Linked DNA regions of Homo sapiens: region 2 is linked to region 1. A link is an interaction called in ENCODE POLR2A ChIA-PET data of the cell type or tissue named here. Cell type or tissue: HCT116. All regions are shown on one strand. Links, peaks and the distances in the headings refer to the core of each region. The heading gives the core; the rest is flanking DNA. Region 1 overlaps ZBTB7A (zinc finger and BTB domain containing 7A). Region 2 overlaps LOC124904618 (a long non-coding RNA gene).

The links. ChIA-PET counts read pairs that join two places held together with the same protein. Peaks named below come from ENCODE experiments on the same cell type or tissue, not always from the same donor. Only the 100,000 strongest peaks of a DNase experiment are listed, where the experiment ranks them.
Region 2: POLR2A ChIA-PET joins it to region 1 with 7 read pairs; 1 of 35 experiments calls an interaction of 5 or more read pairs at or near these places.

The regions. Positions count from the first base shown.
Region 1 is chr19:4,050,390-4,065,260 of GRCh38, forward strand. It overlaps ZBTB7A (zinc finger and BTB domain containing 7A), which reads right to left. Exons shown (of 3, transcript NM_015898.4): 2 at 3,582-4,858. The coding sequence starts at 4,843. Among named protein-coding and RNA genes, the nearest start is that of ZBTB7A, 9.1 kb to the right of the region's middle. RefSeq lists enhancers at 7,871-7,930, 10,019-10,128, 12,159-12,666, 13,161-13,340 and silencers at 9,329-9,458, 9,479-9,868, 10,889-11,128, 11,159-11,208, 14,001-14,090 and 2 more. In HCT116, for the core only: no CTCF peak of the experiment used is centred there; DNase peaks (open chromatin) are centred at 8,112 and 11,146; H3K4me3 peaks cover 3,756 bases; H3K27ac peaks cover 4,237 bases.
Region 2 is chr19:3,560,606-3,572,423 of GRCh38, forward strand. It overlaps LOC124904618 (a long non-coding RNA gene), which reads right to left. Exons shown (of 2, transcript XR_007067101.1): 2 at 10,182-11,050. Among named protein-coding and RNA genes, the nearest start is that of HMG20B, 6.4 kb to the right of the region's middle. RefSeq lists enhancers at 10,985-11,553, 11,554-11,818. In HCT116, for the core only: no CTCF peak of the experiment used is centred there; DNase peaks (open chromatin) are centred at 1,886, 2,236 and 4,746; H3K4me3 peaks cover 2,684 bases; H3K27ac peaks cover 4,865 bases.

The sequences.
Region 1 (14,871 bases), core at 3,407-11,406:
TTTCTCCTCTGTCTCCCTGATTGGATTGTGAGCCCCGAGAAGGCAGGGGTTGGGTGTGACTTGAGGGCCCCTCCCTGCCTGTCTCGCCCCATGGGGGCAGCGTGGACCCAGCTTAGCCTGGAGCCTCTAGCCTACAAAGCCGGTCACCATATCAGTGGGGTGCCTGTGGCCTAGGTGGCTCCTGAACCCTTGGAATGTGGCCACTCTGAACTGATGTGCGCTGGAAGTGCAAAAGGTACCCCAGCTTTTGAAGACTTGATATGCAAAAGGTGATGTAAAATGGCTCAATGAGGATCGTGCACATTGACTACACATGGAAATGCATCTACTGGGTTAGGTAAAATGTTTCAAGTCACTTTCACCAACTCTCTTTGACTTTTTTTGAACGGGGCTGTCAGAAAATGTAAAAATATGTAAGTGGCTTGCTGGCCGGGCATGGTGGCTCACACCTGTAACCCCAGCGCTTTGGGAGGCTAAGGCGGGCAGATCACCTGAGGTCAGGAGTTCGAGACCAGCCTGGCCAACGTGGTGAAACCCCGTCTCTACTAAAAATACAAAAATTAGCCGGCATGGTGGTGGGCGCCTATAATCCCAGCTACTTGGGAAGCTGAGGCAGGAGAATCGCTTGAACCTGGGAGGTGGAGGTTGCAGTGAGCTGAGATCGTGCCACTGCACTCCAGCCTGGGCGACAGAGCAAGACTCGTCTCAAAAAAAAAAAAAAAAAAAAAAAAAAAAGTAGGTGTCTTGCCTATTCCCATTGAGTGATGCCAATCTATAGTAATAAAGTGTACTCCTTCCTGGGATCCGGAGGGCAGGAGGGAGCCCTGGGTCTCAAGAGCCCTGGCTAGAACCTGACCTACTCCTTGCTGCTGCCTGTTGTGCCCCACATCTGAGCCACCTCGGGTTTCTTCCTTCTCACACTCAATAGACTGAAGACTTCTTTAGTGTGGGGACTGGCAAACTCCTACTCATCCCTCAAAGCCCTACCTTGAATGCCCCTCTACCTTTCCTAATTCCCAAAGACCTGGCTCCCCTCTGGGTTCCTCCAGCCCTAAGTCCCTCCCTCTGGCACCAGCTACAGAGCTGGTGTCCCTAACTTTAACCCCTCCTTGGCTCTGTTGCCCTGAGGGTCAAGGCCTGGCCCTTGGCAACCAGACCCCTACCTTATCTCTAGCCTTGCTGCCCCACTGAAGCCAACAGAACGTGGTAACTTGCTAACAGAACCCTGGCCTAACCAGGTCTGTTACCAGCCTCCAGGCCTCTGGTTTACTGATCACCTTCTGCAAAGCCCACGGCAAGGTCTCCGGGCTGCCTTGCCCAGATCTGGCACAGGGCCGGGGTCACAGAGGGGATGGCAGCCACTAGGTTTTTCTAGAACCGTGCAGAGACTCCCCAGATGAGCCTGGGAGGCCCAGAGAGAGGAAGGGACTTGCCTGGAGCTGCACAGCAGGCCAGAGGGCCACGCAGAGGCGGGGTGGGGGCGGAGGTATCCCTAGTTTCATCACCCCGAGCCCCAGCCTGGGTAATTATAGCCCCGGCCACCACAGGCCCCACTTACTCAACGCCCTGCTGTGACTCAGAGGGGCCTCGGGCTCCCAGGCTTTTGGAGGGTGGAGGTGCTGGTGTCCTGGGGAGGGGGGACCAGAGCACGGGGTGGGGGAAAAGAGGAAGCAGGTGGGTCTAAATTGGGGTGGGAGGAAGAGGTCTCCACAATTGTCCCTCTCTAAGCCTCAGTTTCTCTGACTGAGGGGATCAGCCCCGGGTCGGGTGGGATAGCCAGCAGTGCCCGAGTCAGAATGAAACCGGGCCTGTGGCCTGCGGCCAGGGAGGCAGGGTGGGGGTCACCACCTTCGCTCAGCCTGGTCCCCTCTGCAGACCCCAGTTCTCTGCACCCCACCAAGCTGCTCTTCCTGAGCTCAGAGACGAACCCACAGTGACCCCTGCCTGGAGGAAGAGGAGCCCCCCAAGACCTCCAGTACCCCAACCTCACCAAGGAGGGACAAACCACCAGCTACACTGCCTGCCTCCCAAAGTGCCCTTTGCCCCCTGCCTGGCACTCCTGGGCGCCGGAGTCCAGGCCGCACCTTCCTCTCCTGGCCTGCTGGGGAGGGGGCCGGGGTGCTGGGGAGGGGTCAGTCCCAGTTCCTGTCCCCACGGGGTGGGGTTGGGAAGCTGGGACAATGGCCTCTTTCTTCAGCCTCGGTGGGCGTGGCTGGGGGAACCCCAGGGCGGGCGGGGGGCAGGGGGTGGTGCTGAGTCACCCAGCCTGGCCAGGTCCCTGCCTGCCAGCCCCCTGCCCCCACCGCTACAGCCCGCCCCGGATCTACGAGGCCCAGCCAGCCACCTCTGGACTCCTGAGACCGAATTGCAAACTGCCCGGGCCTGGCCTTGAACTCCTGCTGTTTAGGGACCAAGTCCTGTGGCTCCCAGGGGGGCACAGTGATCTCTCAAGCTGAGCTGGCCTCAGGGCCTCTGCACTGGCTGTTCCCTCTGCCTGGAACGCCCTTTCCCACAGCTGCTCCTCCCCTCCTTCAGGTTCCGGCAAGGCCTGTCCCCGGCGCCTAGAACAGGCCTGGCACCAGCAGACGCTTCATAAATGTTGGCTGATTGAAGCAAATGACCCAGGCTCACGGGAAACTCAGAAGCCGCTCCACGGCCTGGGCTGTCCCTCCCTAAGCCTGAGGGCCTGTCACCCTCTCCCAAAGCAGAAAAAGAAAAAAATCCAAAAGTGCAGAAGAGAAGAACCAGCCCTCCAGGAAGGAAGAACGACTGTGCCTTCCCGCCCACCTCCCGCAGCTCAACCCTGTCCGGCACGCTTTGCATATGATGTGGCTGTCATCTTATGTCTGGCCTGTGCTGTCACCCACCGGGATGTCCACCCACAAGGGCAGGGCCTGGTCTAGGCTGTTCTTAACAGCCACGTGGGTCAGGGAAGCGTTCGTTGGCTTTGGGCCCAAGAGGTGGGGTGTGTCTGTTTGCGTGTGTGTGCATATATGTGTGTCTGTGGGTGCATGTTTGCATGCATGTGCATGTATGTGTGCGCATGTACGTGTCTGTGTGCATGTGCCTGCATGCATGTCTGGGGGTGCGTGTGCATCTGTGTGCGTGCCTGGGTGTGCGTGTGTGCGTGCGTGCGTGCGTGCATGTGTATGTGATGTGTATGTGGTGTGCGTGTGTGTGCGCGCATGTCGGTGTGCGTGTGTGTGCGTGCATGTGTATGTGATGTGTATGTGGTGTGCATCTGTGTCTGCATGTGTCTGTGTAGCATGTCTGTATGTGTATGTGGTGTGCGTGTGCGTGTGTGCGTCTGTGTGTGTGCATGTGTACGTGGCATACGCGTCTGTGCATGTGTGTGCATGTGCGTATATATGTGCAAGTGCGTGTATGTGTGTCTGCGTGTGTGTGGATGTGTAGGTGACGTGCATGTGTCTGTGCGTGTACGTGTCTGTGTGCACGTGCGTGTATGTGTGCGTCTGCGTGCATGTGTGCGTGCGGTGCAGGGAGAGAGGCGGGAGGGGTCGTGAGCGGCGGATGCTGGGGCAGAGAGCAGGACGGCGCCTCCCCCGCGGCGGGCAGCTCACCTGGTGAAGCGGACCTTGCAGATGTTGCACTCGTAGGGCTTCTCGCCCGTGTGGGTGCGGATGTGTCGCGGCAGCTTGCCGGCGCCCTGGATGACCTTCTCGCAGATGGGGCACTTCTGGAAGGCCTTGGCTCGGATCTTCTTCTCCACCTTCTGCGACCAGGCCGGGTAGACGTCGCCGTCGTGGGCGCCGCTGAAGTACTTCAGGTAGTAGTCCATGACGCCCTTGTCGTCGGCCCGCGACTCCTCGTCGCTGTCCCCCGCCGCGGCCCCCGCCCGGCCCACCGATGACATCATCTGCTGCAGCAGCGTGCTGGCCGCCAGCCCGTCCACGTCGGGCCCGTCCCCGTCCTCGCCCTCGGCCGCTCCCGACAGGAAGCCCGGAGAGTCGCCCGGCTCGGGGGCCGCCTCCGACAGCGAGGCGGCCTCCTCCTCTCCGCCGCGGCCGTAGTGGCCGTTCTGCGTGGCGGCCGGCGGGGCCACCGGCGGCGGAAAGAGACCCCCGGTGGGGGCGTCCTCATCCCGCTCTGGCCACAGACCCGGGTTGCTGTCGCCCTCGTCCCCGTCCCCCGTCGGGGGCCGCTCGGCCGGGGGGCCCGGCCCATAGAAGTCTAAGCCGTTGCAGTCGCCCGCGGCCACGGCGGCCACAGCGGCGGCCACGGCCTCCTTGGTGGCATCCAGGTCATCATCGGACGCCCCAAAGGCGGACCACGGGAAGCTGGCAGCGGCGGCGGCGGCCGCGGGGGGCAGGCTGTTCATGGGGTTGCTCTGGAAGAACTCGAGGTACTCCTTGGCGCGGAGGAGGTTGCGCTGATCAATTTGATCTACAAGGTCCAGCTGCCCGGCGTCGGCGCCCGCGTCGGCCGCCAGGATCTGCCGGTCCAGGAGGTCGGCGCACACGTGGCTCACGGCGGGGATCTCCAGCAGGCGGGCGGCGCTGAGGATGTCACCCACGTTGGCTGTGCTGACGGTGAGCGTGGCCGTGTAGGCGAAGTCCATGAGCGCGGTGAGCGCCTCGGCGCTGACGAAGTCGATCTCGTACACGTTCTGCTGGTCCACCACGGCGCCCGACGTGAACAGCTTCTTGAAGTACTGGCTGCAGGCGGCCAGCACCGAGCGGTGCGTGGGGAACTCGCGGCCCTCCACCAGGATCACCACGTCGCACAGCAGGCCCTGCGTCCGCTGCTCGTTCAGCCCACTCAGGATGTCGCTGCTGTGGTCGGGGAACGGGATCCCGATGGGGCCGTCCACGCCGCCGGCCATCTTCCGCGCCGAGACCTGCAGCAGTGGGGAAGGAGAGGGCGCTCGTGAGTGGGGGTGCGGGGGTTCCTGTGCCCACTGACAAGGGCCCGAGGCCCTTGAGAAGCAGCGTTCCACCCTGCTCCCCCAGCCTCACATTCCCACCTGCACGTGAAGGCGGTCAGATGTCGCGCCTTTCCAGCCCCAGCTTCCCCAGCTGTGCACCAAAGCGATACATGCCCTGCCTCCAGCCTCTTTTCTTTTTTGTGTGTCTTTAATACAGAGACAGGCTATCACCATGTTGGCCAGGCTGGTCTCAAACCCCTGGCCTCGGCCTGGCGCGGTGGCTCACGCCTGTAATCCCAGCACTTTGGGAGGCCGAGACAGGCAGATCATGAGGTCAGGGGATGGAGACCATCCTGGCTAACACAGTGAAACCCCGTCTCTACTAAAAAATACAAAAAATTAGCCGGGCGTGTTGGCGGGGGCCTGTAGTTCCAGCTACTCGGGAGGCTGAGGCAGGAGAATGGCATGAACCCAGGAGGCAGAGCTTGCAGTGAGCTGAGATCACGCCACTGCACTCCAGCCTGGGCAACAGAGCAAGACTCCATCTCAAAAAAACAAAACAAATCAAAAAACCCTGGCCTCAAATGATCCAACCGCCCCTGCCTCCCAAGGTGCTAAGATTACAGGCATGAACCACGGCACCCGGCCAAGACTGTTTTCCATCTGTGCATGAGGATAGCCAGATGTCCCGGCTCCCCAGCCTCAGTTTCCCCAGCTGTTCCCAAGTGCAGTCAAATGTCCTATCCTCTAGCCTCAGTTTCCCCAGCTGTGCATGAGAATGGTCAGATGTCCTGCCTCCCCCAGCCTGTTTCCCCAGCTGTACACAAAAGCAATCAGACGTCATGTCCCCAGCCTCAGTTTCCCCAGCTGTACAGGAAGGCAATCAGGTGTCCCACTCCCAACCTGTTTCCCATCTGTACACAAGGGCGGCCAGCTGTCCTGCCCCCAGCCTCAATTTCCCCAGCTGTGCATGAGGACAGTCAGGTTTCCTGCCCCCCATCAGCCTCAGTTTCCCTAGCTGTGCCCAAGAGCAGTCAGATGCCCTGTTCTGTCTCATCAGCGTGAGATGAGGCTGGCAAAACCCACACTGGACGCTTAAATTTCACAAGCACACTGGCACCACCCCTCCGAGGAGGGCCCCCGGGAATGCCTGTTGAAAGGGCACTTTGAGGCCCGGCTCGGTGCTCACGCCTGTAATTCTAGCATTTTGGGGAGGCTGAGGTGGGCAGATCACTTGAGGTCAGGAGTTCAAGACCAGCGACCAGCCTGGCCAACATGGTGAAACCCTGTCTCTACTAAAAATACAAAAATTAGGCTGGGTGTGGTGGCTCACACCTGTAATCCCAGCACTTTGGGAGGCCGAGGCGGGCAGATCACCAGGTCAGGAGATCGAGACCATCCTGGCTGACACAGTGAAACTCTGTCTCTACTAAAAATACAAAAATAGATGGGCGTGATGGCACGTGCCTGTAATCCCAGCTACTCGGGAGGCTGAGGCGGGAGAATCGCTTGAACCTGGGGGGTGGAGGTTGCAGTGAGCCGAGATTGCACCACTGCACTCCTGCCTGGGCCACAGAGCGAGACTCCGTCTTAAAAAAAAAAATCAGCCAGGCGTGGTGGCGCGTGCCTGTAATCCCAGCTACTCAGGACGCTGAGGCAGAAGAATCGCTTGAACCCGGGAGGCGAAGGTTGTGGTGAACCTGGATGGAGCCACCGTACTCCAGCCTGGGCAACACAGCGAGACTCGGTCTGAAAAAAAAAAAAAAAGAAAAAGAAAAAGAAAAAAAAAAAGGGCTGGGCACTGTGGCTCACATCTATAATCCCAGCACTTTGGGAAGCCAAGGCAGGCGGATCACCTAAGGTCTGGAGTTCAAGACCAGCCTGACCAACATGGTGAAATCTCGTCTCTACTAAAAATACAAAATTAGCCAGGTGTGGTGGCGCGTGCCTGTAATCCCAGCTACTCGGGAGGCTGAGGCAGGAGAATCGCTTGAACCCGGGAGGCGGGGGTTGCGGTGAGATTGCGCCATTGTACTCCAGCCTGGGCAACAAGAGCGAAACTCCGTGTTGGAAAAATAAATAAATAAGGAAAGGGCACTCTGAGGCGCTACAGGAGGACGCAGTAGCTCGAGAGAAGTGCCCTGATCTGAGCCATTTTCCTGTTGATCTGAGCACGGGCTTCGGCCGATACAGAGGGGAGGCCACGCAGTGACCTTTACAAAACACCTACTATGGCCAGACGCGGTGGCTCACGCCGGTAATCCCAGCACTTTGAGAGGCCAAGGTGGGTGGATCATGAGGTCAAGAGATTGAGACCATCCTGGGCAACATGGTGAAACCCCATTTCTAACAAAAAATTAGCTGGGCCTGGTGGCGCGGGCCTATAGTCCCAGCTACTCGGGAGGCTGAGGCAGGAGAATCACTTGAACCAGGAGGTGGAGGCTGCAGTGAGCCACCTAGATCACGCCACAGCACTCCAGTCTGGTGACAGAGCGAGACTCGTCTCCAAAAAAAAAAAAAAAAACAATAACAACAACACATAACACCTACTTCCCGCCAGTTCCACCCGAACCCCACCGGCAGCACCCACTCCGTCGTGAGCTGAGGCCACTTGCCCGAGGCCCCACCATGAGGACACAGTTGCGTCCAAACTCAAACCCAGAGTGGACCTAAGAGCCGACCCCTTGGCCTCCCCAACCCTGACTCCTGCCTCCTGGTCAGGCCTGGTTCTTTTCAGGGGGGCTCTGAGTCAGCAGGAAGGGGTGTGGCAGCCCAGGCACGGGGACCCAGTGCCGAAACCCAGCTGAGGTCAAGGCCACCGTGGGTGTGCCCCGTCCGGACAGGGCCAGTGACTCCGCAGGCTAAACCCCTTCCTGCCCCTCAGAGCCCCCAGCATAGGGCTCAGCCCTGGCTGTGAGTAACAGAGACCGGGCTACAGCCCAGGAGGAGCAGGGAGCCGGGGGAACCCCTGTCCACCTCCTGCCTGCCCACAGGACTGCCTGGCAGCCCCTCCCCAACTCTCAGCCACCCCAGCTGAGCTGTTCAGCCCCAGCCAAGGCCTTGGCCCTCTCTGGGCCTCAGTCTCCCTATCTGTCAAATGGGCAGAGGTTTCGGGCAGCGCCGGGCCCTGGGGGGACTGTGTCTGTCCCACCCCTTTCTCCCCCTCCCTTTTTTCCGCCTTCCCCTCGGCTGTGACTCATCCACCCACTCGGAGCTTGTGCAACCCTCTGGCCCCTGTCCCCACCCCTCCGCCCTCTCCTGGGAGCCCCTGGCGGCCCCGAGTCACCCAGCACAGCTCACATTCCTCCAGGCCGGCCGGTGGCTCTCGGGCCAGAGCCCCTGGGCAAGGCCCCTGGGGAGAGGGCCTGAGCTGGGCCTTTCATGGCCTCCTCCGGGCCACCAGACCCTCCTGTCCCCCAGCCCAGCAGCTCAGGCAGGCTCTGACGCCGACGGGCTTGAGCCAGGCCCCACAAGGGAGGCATGGTGTCGGTCCAGCCGGACCCAAAGCCCAGGGCCCTCAGCGCGGGGCCTGAGCTGCCAGGCGACACAGAGGCCTTTGTGAGCTTGCTCAGTGCCACCACGCTCCCCAGGCCCCTCCACCCGCCTTCCTTCCCTCCTTCCAGCCTCGGCCCAGGGCCCAGCTGCTCAGCACCCCCGTCTACTCTAAGGCCTGTGGTGGGGCGGTGGGCTCAGATGTGGCTGCTGGGAGCAGGGAGGGTAGGAGGGGAGCGACCCCACCCAAGGCTCGGCCCTGGGAAGCCTCCGAGGAGTCCCCTTTGGTGGTGTCCACCCCCTGCCACCATCTGCCGTCTGGCCCTGGGCCGCGGGGAGCGTGTGAGCAGATGGAGCTCCGGATCAGACGGGCCCGGGCCCTCCTACCCACCCCAGCATGGGGGGAGACCTCTGACCCAGGCCACCAACGCCCCAAGATGGCTATCCCTGGCCTGCTGGGCCGTTCCTCCCCTCGGGTGACCAGGGTCCCCGCTCTGGAGTGGCTGGGAGGTGTCTTTCCTGGGGCCTGGAGGATGGGCCCAAAATAATCCAGGTGGCTCAGCGACCTCCTGCAGGTCCCCGCCAGTGTGAAGATCCCAGTTCCAGGTTGGGTCCGGGGGTCCCAGTCTCTGCCCTCTCCAGCCTGGGACCCTCTCTTGGGCCCCTGTTCCCCCCTAAATATCACTGAGGCCCTCCCTCAAAGCAGCGAGGCCCGGGGTGATGTCAGCCAAGGAAAGCCCCCGTGAGAGGACTGTGGCCGCGTTTTACAGATGAGAATGCCGGGGCCCAGAGAGGGCTGCAGTCCTGGCCTAAGGATGCCCGGCAGGGCTGACTCCCAGGGGCTGGGGGCCAGGAAATGATGGAGGGGCCGGTCCCCCCACCCACCCAGGGCAAGGCCCTGCCCTCGCCCTGGAAACTAAACTCGCTCTGAGACAACTGACCCACGCCCTCACTCCAGGAACACAAGCCACCTGCCGGCCACGCCCTGCGCCAATGCCCCCACCTAGGCCTCCTGGAGGCCTCCCCTAAGGAAAGGGCCGAAGACCCTGCCTCCGAGGTGGGAGAGGGGAGGCCGGGCCCAGCCAGAGCACCCCCGGCGGGGGCCACAAAGTCTTGGCAATAAAAAGTCCCCGAGTGCTGAAGCCCCACTGTGCGCCCGACACACGGTACACGCCTCCGGAGGTGGCGGTTTCGTTCCCCTCCTCCAGGAAGCCCCGGCCCCACGCCAGCCAGGTCCCCACCCCTGCCGGCCAGGGTCCCCTGGGCTCGGCCCACACCCACCCGGGGCCCCATCTTTCATCACAGCTCCTCCCCCGCGCTGGCCTCCGTGGGATTTCCGGGGCTGCTTGGTGCTGACTCGGCGGCCGAGGGGCAGGCCCTGGCAGGCCCCTCCTGGGCTGGAGGTGGGGCGCCCTCCTCCCCCCGGGCCACTCCCAGGCCCCTAAGCCCAACCCTCCCAGGGTGGCGCATAGTAGGGGCGCAGCAAACCGCCGGATAAACCAGAGACAGCCCACGCCCCGGCCCACCCAGCTGGCTGCCAGGCATACCCAGAAGCAGGGGGCTGTGCAGCCTGCCGGTCCCACCTCCCATCTAACCTAAGGGTCACTTGCTGTAGTGTTTGTCGAGAGCCACGGCACCCGGGCCGCATTTCGGCCCCCTCTGTGCTCCCAAACTAACTGGGCACCTTCACTTCGTCTTCCCCAGGTCCCTGAGAGGCTCAGAGAGGTGAGGCGGCCCAGTCGAGGTCACACAGCAGCCCTCTGATCTGGGCAGCTGCCACTTCCCAGCTGCGGGGGATGTGTCGTGAGCTCGGAAGCACCCTGACGTGGCTCAGGGAGCAGCAGATGTCGCCTAGGAAGGACCCCGGCATCCCAAGAAGGGCACCCCAGCACGGGGAGCATCAGGAACTGAGGCCTGGAGGTGGGCGACCGGGGAAGGGGGACCGGCAGAGAGGAGGCTGCATCGCTAGTGCAGGGTGTGGGAGCCAGGGGCCTCCCCAAGGTCACACGACAAGGTGAGGGCTGGGCAGGTAACTGCCACCCGCCACCTTCCCGAAGGTCACTTCCTGGAGCAGGGGGCCGTCTAATGAGGGGATCAGGGCCCCCACCCAACCCTCTGCCCAGGGAGAGCAGGGAAGGAGGCCAAAGGGACCTCTCACCCCTCATGTGCTGTGCAGAGCAGCTCGGGTTCAAGCCTCGGCTCCCCCACCTCCAAGCTGTGTGACCTTGGGCAAGATGCGAGACCTCTCTGAGCCTCTGTCTCCTGGGGGATGGGGGTCGTAACAGTGGAAAGGGGCCCCCCACTGTGGTCAGGGTCCCGCTCACATCCATTCAGCAAACTTAGCCCAGGGACCTAATGTGCGCCAGAGCCAGTCCCCAAAACACATTGCCAGGCTGTTCACCACCCCTCACGGATGGGAACTTTGCTCCTGAATGCTATTCCGGGAATTCAGTCCCCTCCTCACCTACCAAGGGAGTGAGTGGTGGGGCCTGAGGAGGAAGCTGGAAGGGGAGATCAGGCCCAGAGAGGGTGGGCGGCCGGCCCAAGGTCACACTGTAAGCCTGGTGTGCAGGTGCGGCTGCCAGGCCCGCACCCGGCAGCCCCCGCCCCCTCCCCGCCCAGCGGCCTGTGTTGCAAGGTTGGTCCCGACGGGTAACCCCGCCCTGACCTGGTGCCAAGCCCCGCCTGGCCCAGTCCTCGGCCTGGGTTTAATGGGACAGGAATGCAGTGTCCCGATCGGGGGGCACCAACGGCCTGGGGTGGCTGCCAGCTGCCAGCCCGCCCCCTGCCCGCCTGCCCTCGCCCGCAGGCCTCCCTCTGGGCCAGACATGGAGCAAACAGGCCCTCGGCCATTTTACGTGTCCATTTATTGCCCTAAATGGGGAGGGGCTTCCTGCCTGGGCCTTAAAGGGCCAGAGGCAGGAAGGCCGTGGGGACCCAGTGGGAAGTGTGACAGCGGGGATGGGGGCAGCGATGAGGAGGCCAGGGGGATCCCATCTGACGCCCAACTCATGGGCGGGACTGAGGCCCACCCTGTTCCCACACTCTGAGATGTCATGGGCCAGGAAGCCCAGACTACAGCCCGAGCCCAGGTTCCAAGAGGAAGCTTCATGACGACAGTGGAGGGGCTGAGCTTCCCGTCACTGGGGGCAAGCAAGGCCAGACTCTCGGAAGCCCATCCTTGTCCACCCTGCCATCAGCCCAGGCTGCACCTGCTTAGCTGAGATGCCTGTGAGAGGCCGAGGTGACCTCTCTCTCCCTCCCCTGAGGGAGGCCTGCTTGTCACCTGGAGATACCTGCCCCACCCCCACTCTCGCCTGAGCAGGTGGAAGGCTCAGCCTGGGAGCCTGGCGGCCTGCAGAATCCGGCCAGATCCTTCTCTCAGGCATCCTGATAGGTGGGATGGGCCTTGTTTTCCAGTCAAACCAGAAAGGCGTGGGTGGCGACACTTCCACCGAGTGGCCGTCCACAGCCTGCTGGGGGGACAGATGGAGGGGCTGGTCCTTTGGCCACGCTCCTCCCGAGCGCCGGATTCTCTGAGGGGCGCCTTCTGCGCTTTGGGGCTCTGGACTCGGCGCTCGGGGCCCAAGGGCCAGAGCCGCTCCTCGGAGCAGCTGGGGGAGGCTGGGCCTTGATAATCGCCCCAGAGACCCACGGTACGTGACGGCACCCACAGCGCTGGAAGGCAGGATCTGTGTCTGTGCCCCATTTTGCAAACGGGGAACGGGATCAGAGAGGGGGAGCAGCTTGGCCAGGGTCGCGCAGCAGAACTGGAATTTGAGCACGGGCCGTCTGTCTGGCTCTGGCCTGCCTAACTAGTCCTCCCACGGCTCCTTCCATCCCCTTTCCTGGCCCCCGGATACCAGCAGGAGATGAAATCCCCCTACCCTGGGGGCTGAGAGGAAGGACGGCTTATCCTCATACCCTCAGAGCTGCCTTGCAAGGGAGCTCTCACACAGGAGCCTGGGGCAGGGCTGGAGTCCAGCTGACATGGGTGGCTCAGGGAGGGGCCTCTGCCCCTCCAGCTCTCAAGACAGCTCCGCAGGGGCCTGACACAGTGCACAGTAGTCGCTCAACAAGCATTCCCAATGAGCCGCTGAGCGAACCCTCGAGACAACACTCTAGGGCTGATGACCATCTCCCCACTGTCTGGATGGGAAGACTGAGGCTGGCAGAGGGGGAGTGACTGCTGGGGTGGACCCAAGGGCTGGGCTAGGACTGGACCATGCTCACCCCCACCCAAGGCTCACCCCCACCCAAGCTCGTTCCTCTTGTCCTTGTTGCCCAGGGCTACTGCAGGGCAGTTTATGGTCTGGCAGGTGACAGGTGGGGGTGCAGGTGTCTCACGCAGTTCTGACCCACACCCCACACTCAGGTCTCTGCCATGCCCTGAGCTGACCTGGGAGTTTCCGCCGCGGAGGAGAAAAGACACCACGGGTGGCTTTGCAGGCAGCAGCTGGGGGACCCTCCACAGCCCCAGGAACACAGCGCGCCCCGGCTGCAGGGGTCACGGGGCTCATCCAAGGTCGCAGAGCAAGCGTGCCAGCATTCCAACCCTTGAGGAGCCCTCCTTGGAGCATCTGGGCTGCAGTGGGCTGGCTCTGGGGAGGTGACCTCGGTCTCCTCTGGTCATAAAACCCAGAGCCCTGCCCGCCTCTGAGGACCAAGGTGAGACGAGTTTGTGGCTCGGCAGGATTGCAGAGGGGCCTCGTATGCACGTGCGCCAGCCAGGGCCTGCCCGGTGAGGCAGGGAGGCGAGAGGGCTGTGGCTCGTGCTGTGTGACCTTGGGAGCCATGCTGGCCCTCTCTGAGCCTCAATGTCATCTTCGGACACAGGGTTTAATAAGCCTCGGTGACACTCCATTTGCAGGCAGGTGCCTGCAGTTGAGCCTCTACTGCCAACCTCCGGCCCTGCTTAAAGACAGGTGGGCAGGCGCCCCTGGGCCACCACACAGTGGGAGGGGACTTTGGACAGGCCCCGAGCTGGAAGGATGGAGCACAGGGGGCAGCTCTGACCCCACCTGAGTGACCTTGGGCCGCTCTCTGCTTCCCCCTACGCTTCAGTCTCCCCTGCCTAGTACCGGCACCTGCTCCGAGGCTTGCTCTAACCTCCGGAGTTTCCAGGCTCACATTTGACCTCCCCTCCCGGCCTTGGTTTCCTCCTCATATGGCAACGGGGATCTGCCACCAGGTGGACCCAGCTATAGGTCAGAGGGACTCAAGGAAAGAAAAGGAAAAAACAAACAAACAAACAAACACCCAGCAGGGATTTGTGATCGCCCCAGGAACCTTTCCGACCAGGCCCCAGGCTGGGCTCTGCCTCGGCCGCGCCTCAGTCTCCCGCACAGAGCAAAGGACCCATCCACTGCCTGCGGCCGCCCGCGGGCCTCTGCCGATGCGTGGCTGCCCGCCCGGGCCCAGGTGCTGACTGGCCGCCACGCAGCCAATCGGAACTGAATAATAAATACCCCCCGGACTGACCCACGAATTAAAATTTCAGTGTCCCGGTTGGCTCTTCTTTCCTTCCTTAGACTTCGCTTTTCCAGCGGCCGGCTCCTGCCCCCCCTTCTCCCCCAAGCTCTGTCTCCACAGCGATGGCTGGTGGTAAACAGAGGCCCCGGCCCCGCCGATAGGTGCTCTCGGGGCCCCATGGCGGGTGGCCCTCGCGGACAAACGCCCCCGGCCTGAAGCCCTCAGGCCCTGGCAGCAGCAGGGCTGGGCTTAGGCCTGGCCTGGCCTGGGCCCCTGCCCCAGCCTGGCCTCCCCGGGACCTCTCCCAGACCAGTTTGCCAATAGGAAGTGATCGGCCGGTGGTGGGGAGGCACCCCCAGTGTGGGAGCGGCACGCTCAGGGTTACGCCCTGGTCCAGTTCTGAGGTTGGGGCGGGGGGCACTGACACGGAATCCCCACGCCCTCTCCGGAGGCAGCTGGCAGGGAGGTGGGGGGGCCCACCGAGCCCGCCACCCATGGGTGAGCCAGGTGGGTGCCGCGGGTGGCAGGGGCACCAGCACCTCTGTGACTTCCGCCGCCTGACTGGGGGGAGAGGAGTTGCTGCCTCCCCCCGCCTCGCCGCCAACTCCTGGCTGCATTCCGCCAACATTTAGTGGGCGCCGACTGGGTGTCCGGGCCCGGGTGGACAGCAACCTCCCGCCGCGGCCCACCGTGCGCCCCCGCCAGCCAGCCCGGGCAGCGCCTCCCAGAACCCGCAGAGGCCCGGTCCCTGGGGGGGCACCCGCTCCTCCGCTCCGCTCAGCCCCCAGCCAGGCTCCCAGGCCGGGGGGGCTGGGTCTCCCGCCCGGGAGGTAGGGAGCGGGAGGGAGGGGGCTGGATCCCACCAGCTCCCCCCTCCCCTGCCCGGGCTCAGGCTTCGCACGTGGTGGTGGCGTCAAGGGAAAGGAGGGGGGGTCCGGGCCAGAGGAGACGGGGTCACGCGCTTTGGGGGCGCGGACGGCGGGGACTGGGGTGCTCTCTCCGCCCCCTCCCGCGGGTCGGAG
Region 2 (11,818 bases), core at 1-8,000, 490 kb before region 1:
AATGGGCGGGAGGGGTAAAAGAGGTCAAGACACAGAACCTAGAAAGGAAGGAGGAGAGATAAGGGGCAGACGACTCGGGGAGATAAAGGGTTGAGGAGAGATAAGAACCTCAATTCCTTCCTCTCTGTTTGGCACGTTCCCACTTAGAGTCCTCCTGGCACGTTCCCCTTTAGAGTCCTCTGAGGGAAATGAAAGATGACTTTTTGAAATATTAGCCTAGGGACCAGGGATCCTGGCTCCCGCCTGTAATCCCAGCACTTTGGGAGGCCAAGGTGAAGGGGTCACTTGAGGTCAGCAGTTCGAGACCAGCCTGGCCAACATGGTGAGACCCCCGTCTCTACTAAAAATACAAAAATTGGGCCAGGCGCGGTGGCTCACGCCTGTAATCCCAGCGCTTTGGGAGGCCAAGGCGGGTGGATCACGAGGTCAGGAGTTCGAAACCAGCCTGGCCACGATGGTGAAACCCTGTCTCTACTAAAAATACAAAAATTAGCTGGGCGTGGTGGCGGGCGCAGATAATCCCAGCTACTCGGGAGGCTGAGGCAGGAGAACGGCTTGAATCCGGGAGGTGGAGGTTGCAGTGAGCTGAGATCGTGCCGCTGCACTCTAGCCTGGGGGACAGACCAAGACCCCATCTCAAAAAAAAAAAAAAATTACAGTAATTAGCCAGGCGTGGTGGTGGGTGCCTGTAACCCAGCTACTCCGGAGGCTGAGGCAGGAGAATCGCTTGAACCCAGAAAGTGGAGGTTGCAGTGAGCCAAGATCGCGCCACTGCACTCCAGCCTGGGCGACGGAGGAAGACCCTGTCTCAACAACAACAACAAAATTAGCCAGGTGTGGTGGTGCACACCTGGAGTCCTGGCTACTCCGGAGGTTGCTGTGGGAGGATCACTGAAGCCCAGGAAACGAAGGCTGCAGTGAGCTATGATCGCACCACTGTGCTCCAGCCTGGGTGACACAGTGAGACTCAGTCTCAAAACAAAAACAAAAAAACTAATGTTTTTCCCATTCCTCATCTCCTTTCATCCCACAAGATCCCTAGGAGGTCTTACACCACTTCATGCTCTATTATTTTATTTTATTATTAATTTTTATTTTTAGAGACAGGGTCTTGCTCTGTCACCTAGGCTGGAGTGCAGTGGTGTGACCACAGCTCACTGTAGCCTTGGCCTCCCGGGCTGAAGAGATCCTCCTGCCTCAGCCTCTTGAGTAGCTGGGACTACAGGTGCCTGCCACCACACCTGGCTAATTTTTTCAGAGATGGAAGTCTTGCTATGTTGCCCTGACTGGTCCCAAAGAGATGGGATTACAGACGTGAGGCACAGTGTGCAGCCTTCATGACCCCCTCCACTGCCTTTTCTTGTTTTTTTTGAGATGGAGTCTCACTTTGTCGCCAGGCTGGCGTGCAATGGTACGATCTCGGCTCACTGCAACCTCCACCTCCCGGGTTCAAGCGATTCTCCTGCCTCAGCCTCCCGAGTAGCTGGGATTACAGGCGCCCGCCACCACGCCCAGCTTATTTTTGTATTTGTAGTAGAGACGGGATTTCACCATCTTGGCCAGGCTGGTCTCAAACTCCTGACTTCAGGTGACCCGCCCGCCTCGGCCTCCCAAAGTGCTGGGATTACAGGTGCGAGCCACTGCGCCCAGCCCTTCATGCCTCTTTTACAGATAAGGAAACTGAGTTTCACAAAGACGGGCATGGGCATGGGACTGTGGCGGGCATGGGACTAACAAGAGGCAGATGTGGGATTTGAACTCAGCTCCACGTGACCTCTTTATGTGCTGGCTGCGGAATGCCACCTGAGTGTGGAGGAACAGGTGCCTCACTGTCCACTGCTTTTTCAGCCTCCTTTGTAGGTCGAGAATCAGGCACAATCCCGCCTCCCTTTGGAGAAGATCCAGCGGAGGAGGCAGGGTGTGGTTAAAGCGCCAACACATCTCTGCATTCTTGTCCTTTTGCTGTTGTGGTGGTTGTTGTTTGAGACTGAGTCTTGCTCTGTCGCCCAGGCTGGGGTGGAGTAGCACGATCTCGGCTCACCGCAACCTCCACCTCCCGGGTTCAAGCGATTCTCCTGCCTCAGCCTCCCAAGTAACTGGGCTTACAGGCACCTGCCACCACGCTCGGCTAATTTTTTGTATTTTTTAGTAGAGACGGGGTTTCGCCATGTTGCTGTTTCGCCATGTTGTGGGTCGGTTCTCGAAATTCCTGACCTCCCAAAGTGCTGAGATCACAGGCATGAATCACCATACCCAACGTAGTTTTTTTGTTTTTGTTTTTGAAGACAGAGTCTTGCTTTGTCACCTAGGCTGGAGTGCAATGGCGCAGTCTCCGCTCACTGCAACCTCTGCCTCCTGGGTTCAAGCAGTTCTGTATCAGCCTCCCGAGTAGCTGGGACTACAGGCGAGCGCCACCACCCCCAGATAATTTTTGTATATTTAGTAGAGATGGTTTTCACCATGTTGGCCAGGCTGCTTTCGAACTCCTGACCTCAAGTGATCCGCCTGCCACAGCCTCCCAAAGTGCTGGGATTACAGGCGTGAGCCACCGCGCCTGGCCACCCAAAGTATTTTTGTTTGTTTGTTTGTGACGGAGTCTCGCCTGTCGCCCAGGCTGGAGTGCAGTGGCGCCATCTCCACTCACTGCAAGCTCCACCTCCCAGGTTCACGCCATTCTCCTGCCTCAGCCTCCTGAGTAGCTGGGACTACGGGCGCCCACGACCACGCCCGGCTAATTTTTTGTATTTTTAGTAGAGATGGGGTTTCACTGTGTTAGCCAGGAGGGTCTCGATCTCCTGACCTCATGATCCCCCTGCCTCGGCCTCCCAAAGTGCTGGGATTACAGGTGTGAGGCACTGCGCCTGGCCACCCAAAGTATTTTTAAATTTTTTGTAGAGATGAGGCCTCATCATTTTGCCTAGGCTGGTCCCGACCACCTGGCTTCAAGTGGTCCTCCCGGCTCAGCCTCCCAGAGTGTTGGGATTATAGGCATGAGCCTCGGCACCTGGCCTCTGTTTTTGTCCCTTTGAAGCCAGCTAATATTTCCTAGCCCTGACTTTGTGGGGTGAGCAGGAACTAGGTCTGACCTCTTGCTGAGGAGCCCCAAAGATTCTGAAGCCCCTGCTTTTGAGGGGAGACAGGGATGACCCCTCCCAGTTCCCCTCATCAGGGACAGGACTGGAGGAGTCAGACCAAGAAGGGCGGTTACAAGGTAGGTGAGGAGTTGGGACATTACCCTGAGGTCACTAGGGAGCCATGGTAGGGGTTAGAGGGAGGGTGGGACTGAGTCAGATTAAAAAGTCCAGTGGGAGATGAGGAAGGGCTTCTTCCAAATGAAGGCCTCAGCTGCGTGCGTGGGGAAGCCACAGGAGAGGACATGTGCCCCAACAAGAGTGGGGGTTGGACGTGAGGGTAAAGATCAGAGAAGGCCCTGTCTAGAGATGTCAGGAAGGCATGATGAAAGCTCAGGCCCTCGGGGTAGGACAGAGGAGTCAGGAGAGATCCTCACAGTCTGATGTCCCCAGCCCATCACCAGCAGCCCCCTGACGCCAAGCCTGCGTTCCCCCTCCCCTGGCCGGACATCGGATGTCCTGATGGCCGCAGTCCAGCCTCGGGGTGGGGTGGGGAATGTCAAGTACTAGAGGCTTCCTTGATCTTCTGTGACCCAGGCCTGGGGTGACAGAGGTGGGGGGGTGGGCAGTGAGGGTTCCTGAGGCTGCACTGAAACTTCCTTATATCTGAGGGTGGCCACGGTGGAGGCGGGGGAGCAGGGGAGCAAAGCCAGGATCAAATCTGGGCAGTCCCTGACAAGCCACCAAGCTTCAGTTGCCCTCTCTGTAAAATGGGGGTGAGGTGAGAGTAACCGAACCAAACAGAATACCAGGAGGCTTCAACCACACAACTTGGCCGGGCGCGGTGGCTCACACCTGTAATCCCAGCACTTAGGGAGGCCGAGGCAGGTGGGTCACCTGAGATGAGGAGTCTGAGACCATCCTCGCCAATATGGTGAAACCTCATCTCTACTAAAAATACAAAAAATTATCTAGGCCTGGTGGTGCATGCCTGTAATCCCAGCTACTCGGGAGGCTGAGGCAGGAGAATCACTTGAGCCCGGGAGGCAGAGGTTGCAGTGAGCCGAGGTCTGGCCATTGCACTCCAGCCTCGGCGACAGAGTGAGACTCCATCTCAAAAAAAACATTAGCTGGGCATGGTGGTGGCCACCTATAATCCCAGCTACTCGGGAGGCTGAGGCAGGAGAATTGCTTGAACCTGGGAGGCAGAGGTTGTGGTGACCTGAGATCGCGCCATTGCACTCCAGCCTGGGCGACAGAGTGAGACCCAGTCTCAAAAAAAAAAAAAAAAAAAGGATGGGGAGGGAGGGAAGGAAGGACGAACTCTTTTTTTTTTTTTTTTTTTTTTTGAGACGGAGTCTTGCTCTATTGCCCAGGATGGAATGCAGTGGCACGATCTCAGCTCACCACAACCTCCTCCTCCCAGGTTCAAGCGATTCTCCTGTCTCAGCCTCCTGAGTAGCTGGGATTACAGGTGCCTGCCACCACGCCTGGCTAAGTTTTTGTATTTTTAGTAGAGACGGGGGTTTCTCCACGTTGGTCAGGCTGCTCTCTAACTCCTGACCTCATGATCTGCCCGCCTCGGGCTCCCAAAGTGCTGGGATGACAGGCGTGAGTCACTGCGCCCGGCCTCTTCAGTCAGTCTTTGCGTGACTCAGTCTTTGCCAGGACCCTCCTGGCCTCAGGTCCTGTTCAGTATCTGGTCTACCATTGCCAGAAGGAGCGCATTCTGTGAGTCTTGTGATTTACGTTTTAACGTTGATGCTGGTCAGTCCTTGCGCTGAGAGCAAAACGGGGAGGAGCTGTAACGAAGCGCGGTGACCTCCTGGCACGGCAGGGCCTGGAACTCGGAGCTTTTTGTTGTTGTGTTGTGTTTTGAGACGGAGAGTCGCTCTGTCGCCCAGGCAGGAGTGCACCGGTGCGATCTCAGCTCACTGCAACCTCCGCCTCCTGGGTTCAAGCAGTTCTCCTGCCTCAGCCTCCCGAGTAGCTGGGAGTATAGGCGTGTGCCACCACATCCGGCTAAGTTTTTTGTCTTTTTAGTGGAGATGGGGTTTCGCCATGTTGGCCAGGCTGGTCTCGAACCCCTGACCTCAGGTGATCCGCCCGCCTCGGCCTCCCGAAGTGCTGGGATTCCAGGCGTAAGCCACTGTGCCTGACCAACCTCGGTACTCCTGACGTTTGGGACATCATTTTTTGTGGTGGGGGCCGTGTAGGATCTCTGGCCTCAACCGTGTAGATGCCAGTAGCACCCCCCTAGTCCGACAATGAAAAATCTCTCTAGACATTACTAGGTATTTCCTGGCGTGACAGAGTTGGCCCCGGATGAGAACCACTGAGCTAGAGCGTTTTCTGTAACAGGTGTTTGATTCTCCCTGGACAATCCCAGCCAGCAACGTCATAAAGGTAGACAAAGCAATTATCCCACTTAACAGATGGAGAAACTGAGGCACAGAAGTTGAGTAAATTGCCCAAGTCCCACAGTTGAGGCTCAGATTGCTTCCCTGAGTTCCTGAGGGCCCAGCAGCAGTGGGGTGCCCCTCCTCAGAGGCCTGAGATCCCTGTCCCACCAGCCCTGTGTTCTGCCAGCCCCGGGGCCAGGGGATGCTAGGGGCAGTAGCTCTCTTTCCGCTTCCCTGTCGCCTTCTCAGCTCTCCAGCATCTGTTTAAGCAATGCCTGTATGAAGTTGCCTCTATAAAAAGCCCCAGGAGGCTTGAGATTGTCCGTGGCCTGGGAGAACCAACCACACCCTGACTCTCCCTGGGTGGTGGAGAAAAGTCCACACATCCATGTTGATTAATATCTATTAAAAATTTAAGGTCAGGCGCGGTGGCTCATGCCTGTAATCCCAGCACTTTGGGAGGCCGAGGCGGGCGGATCGCGAGGTCAGGAGATTGAGACCATCCTGGCTAACACAGTGAAACCCCGTCTCTACTAAAAATACAAAAACTTAGCCGGGTGTGGTGGCGGGCGCCTGTAGTCCCAGCTACCCGGGAGGCTGAGGCAGGAGAATGGCATGAACCCGGGAGACGGAGCTTGCAGTGAGCAGAGATGGCGCCACTGCACTCCAGCCTGGGCGACAGAGAGAGACTCCATCTCAAAAAAAAAAAAAAAAAATTAATGGGGGCATGTAATCCCAGTACTGTGGTACTGTGGTACTGTGGGAGGCTGAGGCAGGAGGATCACGAGGCCAGGAGTTTGAGACCAGCCTGGCCAACATGGCAAAACCTCATCTCCACTAAAAGTACAAAAATTAGTCTCGCATGGCGATGTGTGCCTGTAACCCTGGCTACTCTGAAGGCTGAGGCACGTGAATCACTTGAACACGGGAGGTGGAGGTTGCAGGGAGGTGGAGGTTGCAGGGAGCTGAGACTGAGCCACTGCACTCTAGCCTGGGAGCTGGGCAACAAAGCAAGACCCCATCTGTACGAAAATTAAAATAATCAGCCAGATGTGGTGGTGCATACCTGTGGTCCCAACTGCTCGAGAGGCTGAAGCAGGAGAATCACTTGAGCCCAGGAGTTCGAGGTTGCAGTGAGCTGAGATCCGATGACTACACTCCAGCCTGGGTGACACAGCGAGACACCATGTCTCAAAAAATAATAATAGTAAAAAATACCCTTTATCTGAGCGATATTATTGAGTAAACAGAACTGGTTGCAGTTGAAGCTTACAGCATGAAGGCACTGGTATAATACACAGCAGAATAGGACCTCACATTTGTTTGCTTACTTTTATTATTATTTTTTTTTGTAGAGACAGGGTCTCACTATGTTGTCCAGGCTGGCCTCAAATTCCTGGGTTCAAGCAATCCTCCTGCCTCAGCCTCCCATAGTGCTGGGATTACAGGTGTGAGCTACTGCACCTGGCCAGGACCTCACTTTATTTATTTATTTATTTTTTTGAGACAAAGTCTCGCCATGTCGCCCAGGCTGGAGTGTAGTGGCTCGATCTTGACTCACTGAAACCTCTGCCTCCCAGGTTCAAGCAATTCTTGTGCCGCAGCTTCCTGAGTAGCTGGAGCTACAGGTGTGCACCACCATGCGTGGCTACTTTTTGTATTTTTAGTACAGACAGGGTTTTGCCATGTTGGCCAGGCTGTTCTTGAAATCCTGACCTCAGGTGATCGGCCCACTTTGGCTTCTCAAAGTGCTGAGATTACAGGCGGGAGCCACCACGCCCAGCCTATATTTTTATTTATTTATTTACTATTTTTTGAGAGGGAGTCTCGCTCTGTCACCCAGGCTGGAGTGCAGTGGCACGATCTCAGCTCACTGCAACCTCCGCCTCTAGGTTCAAGTGATTCTCCTGCCTCAGCCTTCTGAGTAGCTGGGACTACAGGCGTGCACCCCCATGCCCAGCTAATTTTTGTGGTTTTACTTTTTTGTAGAATTTTTTTTTTAACTGTGAATACACATTTTTTATTTGGTCATTTTTGCTTACAATTGAAACTCTGGGAATTCAAAATTAACATCCTTGCCCATGAGCTTCTTATAGACACCAGAAAAAGTTTCAACCTTGTGTTCCATATTGTTCTGCTGTGCCTTGTCCAAATGAACCTTTATGAGCCGGCTGCCATCTAGTTTCACGCAGATTCTCTAGAGTTTCAACTGTAAGCAAAAATGACTAAATAAAAAATATATATTCACGTTAAAAAAATTTTTTTTTTTTTTTTGAGACGGAGTCTCGCTCTGTCCCAGGCTGGAGTGCCGTGGCGGGATCTCCGCTCACTGCAACCTTTGCCTCCCGTGTTCAAGCTATTCTCCTACCTCAGCCTCCCAAGTAGCTGGGATTACAGGTGCCCGCCACCACGCCCGGCTAATTTTTGTATTTTTAGTAGAGATGGGGTTTCACCATGTTGACCAGGCTGGTCTCGAACTGTGGACCTCGTGATCCTCCCACCTCAGCCTCCCAAAGTGCTGGGATTACAGGTGTGAGCCACCGTGCCTGGCAATTTTTGTGTTTTTAGTAGGGACAGGGTTTCTCCATGTTGGCCAGGCTGGTGTCAAATTCCTGACCTCCAGCGATCCACCCACCTCGGCCTCCCACAGTGCTGGCATTACAGGCGTGAGCCACCGCGCCCAGCCCACGTCTTTATTAGGAATACGCACATGTGTACGTGTGTAGGCATGTGCTGTGGGTGGAGTCATGTCCCCACAGAATGCACAGGTTCCTGTCCTAATCCCCAAGGCCTCAGAATGTGACCGTATTTGGAAAAAGGTCATTGCAGATATAATGAGTTAAGATGACATCATTAGGGTGGGCCGTGACGCAGTATGACTGCTGTCCTTATCAAAAGAGGAAATTTGGGTGCAGACACGCACATAGGGAGAACCCCACATGAAGATGCAGGCAGACATCGGGGTGTCACTCCTACAAGACAAGAAAAGCCCAGGATTGCTGGCCAATGCCAGAAACTGGGAGACGCCAGGGACAGATTCTCTCCCCGCCCTCAGAAGGCCCCAGCCCTACCCACACCTTCCTCTTGGACTTCTGGCCTCCAGAACTGTGAAACAATAAATTTCTCTTGTTTAAGCCCCTCAGTTTGTCGTAATTATTACCTAGCAAACCAATGCAGTGTGGTGTGCGTGTGTGTGTGTGTGTGTGTGTGTGTGTGTGTGAGTGTGGCTAGGAAAAATTTTAAAAAGAGATGCGGCCGGGTACAGTGGCTCACGCCTGTAATCTCAGCACTTTGGGAGGCCAAGGTGGGCGGATCATCTGAGGTCAGGAGTTCAAGACCTGCCTGGCCAACATGGCAAAACCCCGTCTCTACTAAAAATACAAACATTAGCTGGGTTTGGTGGCACGTGCCTGTAATCCCGGCTACTCAGGAGGCTGAGGCAGGAGAATCACTTGAACCTGGGAGGCGGAGGTTGCAGTGAGCAAAGATCACGCCACTGCACTCCAGCCTGGGCGAATGAAACTCTATCTCAAAAAAAAAAAAAAGAAAAAAAAAAGGCCTGGCACAGTGGCTCACGACTGTAATCCCAGCACTTTGGGAGGCCAAGGCGGGTGGATCACAATGTCAGGAGATCGAGACCATCCTGGCTAACACGGTGAAACCCCATCTCTACTAAAAAATACAAAAAAATTAGCCGGGCGTGGCAGCGTGTACCTGTAGTCCCAGCTACTTGGGAGGCTGAGGCAGGAGAATGGTGTAAACCCGGGAGGTGAAGCTTGCAGTGAGCCGAGATCGCGCCACTGCACACTAGCCTGGACGACAGAGCGAGACTCTGTCTCAAAAAAAAAAAAAAAAAAAAAAAAAAAGCAATAAGCTGACGATAGGAAATGTAATGAAATTAAAGAGGTCTGAGCTGCACTTCCTTAATTCTGTACAAGTGAAATGGATGTGAACATGATTTGCATAATAAAAATTAATTAGAAAACCAAAGAATTATAAGGCAAGTCATCCTTAATGGAGAGCTTCCACCTCTAGGATTATAAATTGGTATACTGTTCCTGGCTTCATGCTATAAAAACTGGCAAATAAATCATAGTAATAAATGACAAAAAACAAACAAAAAGGCCGGGCGCAGTGGCCCACCCCTGCAATCTAGCACCTTGGGAGGCCGAGACGGGCGGCCACCTGAGGTCAGGAGTTCAAGACCAGCCTAGCCAACATGGTGAAACCCTGTCTCTACTAAAAAAAAAAAAAAAAAAAAAATTAGCCGAGCGTGGTGGCGGATGTCTGTAATCCTAGCTACTTGGGAGGCTGAGGCAGGAGAATCGTTTGAACCCGGGAAGCAGAGGTTGCAGTGAGCCGAGATGGTGCCACTGCACTCCAGCCTGGGCGGCAGAGCAAGACTCCATCTCAAAAAAATAAAATAAAATAAAATAAAATAAATAAACAAAATAAAATAAATGTTCAATTAAATTGTTATTGACTATGGCCGGGAGGGGTGGCTCCACACCCAGCCTCACCTAGACTATTTTTAAGTGAGCAGAGAGACACAGGGGAGGCCTGGGAGGTCAGAGAGCTGATTAAGCAACAGAGCCAGGTCTGGCGTGTGGAACCGTCCAGATTCCAGGGCCAGCTCCTCTTCCTCAGCCCCGGGCTGCATCTTAGGACAATGGGCTTATTGAGACTTAACTCACATATAATGCACCCATTTAGAGCATACAATTCCATGGTTTGTAATATATTTCCAGAGTCACGCAGCCATCACTGAAATCAAATTGTAAAATACTTTCATCACCCAAATGAAAACCGCATCCCTCTCAGTGGTCATTCCCCACCCACTGGCACCCACACGTCCCCCTCCTGTCTCTGTGGATGGGCCTTTCCTGAACATTCTGATCACACACTGTGTGACCTTTGTGTCTGGCGTCTCTCACTGAGTGTGATGTCTTCTAGGTACATCCATGCTGTGACTTGTGTCAGAGACTCGCTCCTTTTTTTTATGGCTGATAATATTCTTTTTTTTTTTTTTTGAGACGTAGTCTTGCTCTGTTGCCCAGGCTGGAGTGCAGTGGCACAATCTTGGCTCACTGCAACCTCTGCCTCCCAGTTCATGGGATCCTCCTGCCTCAGCCTCCCATGTAGCTGGGATTACAGGCGTGCACCACCACGCCTGGCTAGTTTTTGTATTTTTAATAGAACTGGAGTTTCACCATGTTGGCCAGGCTGGTCTCGAACTCCTGACCTCAAGTGATCCGCCTGCCTCCCAAAGTGCTGGGATTACAGGCGTGAGCCACTGCGCCCGGCCCATGGCGGATAATATTCTGTTGTAAGGATATATCCCGTCATCGATCCATGCATCATTAGCAGACGTTTGAGTTGTTTTCACTTTTTGGCTATTATGAATCACGCTGCTACCGACGCTTGTGTACACGCTTTTGTTTGAACACCTGTTTTCAGTTGTCTGGAGTATATTCCTAGGAGTGAACTGCTGAATTGCATGGTGATTCCACATTTATTTAACCCTTTGAGGAAATGCCAGTCTGTTTTCCAAAGCAGCTGCATCTGCCTCCTAGACATCTGAAGGATTCAATGAATGTGTATTGAGCATCCACCATGGGCAATGCTGTGAACCAAACAGGCAGGCCACAGGGAGAAGCCGACTTATGGAGGCAAAAAAAAAATCAGAGAAGGCCTGGCTGAGCAAGTGACATTTAAGCGGACTTGAGGAAGAGGAAGTGGGCCGGGCGTGGGGGCTCACGTCTGTAATCCCACCACTTTGGGAGGCCGAGGCGGGTGGATCACGAGGTCAGGAGTTCAAGACCAGCCTGGCCAAGATGGTGAAACCCTGTCTCTACTAAAAATACAAAAATTAGCCGGGCGTGGTGGCAGGCGCGTGTAATCCCAGCTACTCGGGAGGGTGAGGCAGAGAATTGCTTGAACCCGGGAGGCAGAGGTTGCAGTGAGCCGAGATCCAGCCACTGCACTCCACCCTGGACGACAGGGTGAGACTCCGTCTCAAAAACAAAAGAGGAGGTGAGCAGCCCCAACTTGGGCCAGAAGCCTAGACTGCTGCTGGGAGGTCCCTGATCCACCAGAGCGGAGCCTCCTGACCCATCCTCACGAAGTCCTTGCCATCTCCCTTCACCACCATCTTTCCCCAAACACTTCCAGCCCAGCTCCCAACCCCACCCCCTGCCTGACCCACACCCAGTTCTCAGCTTCCCAGCATCCCAGTCTCTCTGTCCTGGATATCGTGTGATGTCCCCGTTGCACAGGGGGGAAAGCCGAGACCCCAGAGGGAGAGCAGCCCCTATGGCCAGAAGCCCTCGGATCCGGACGTCGGGG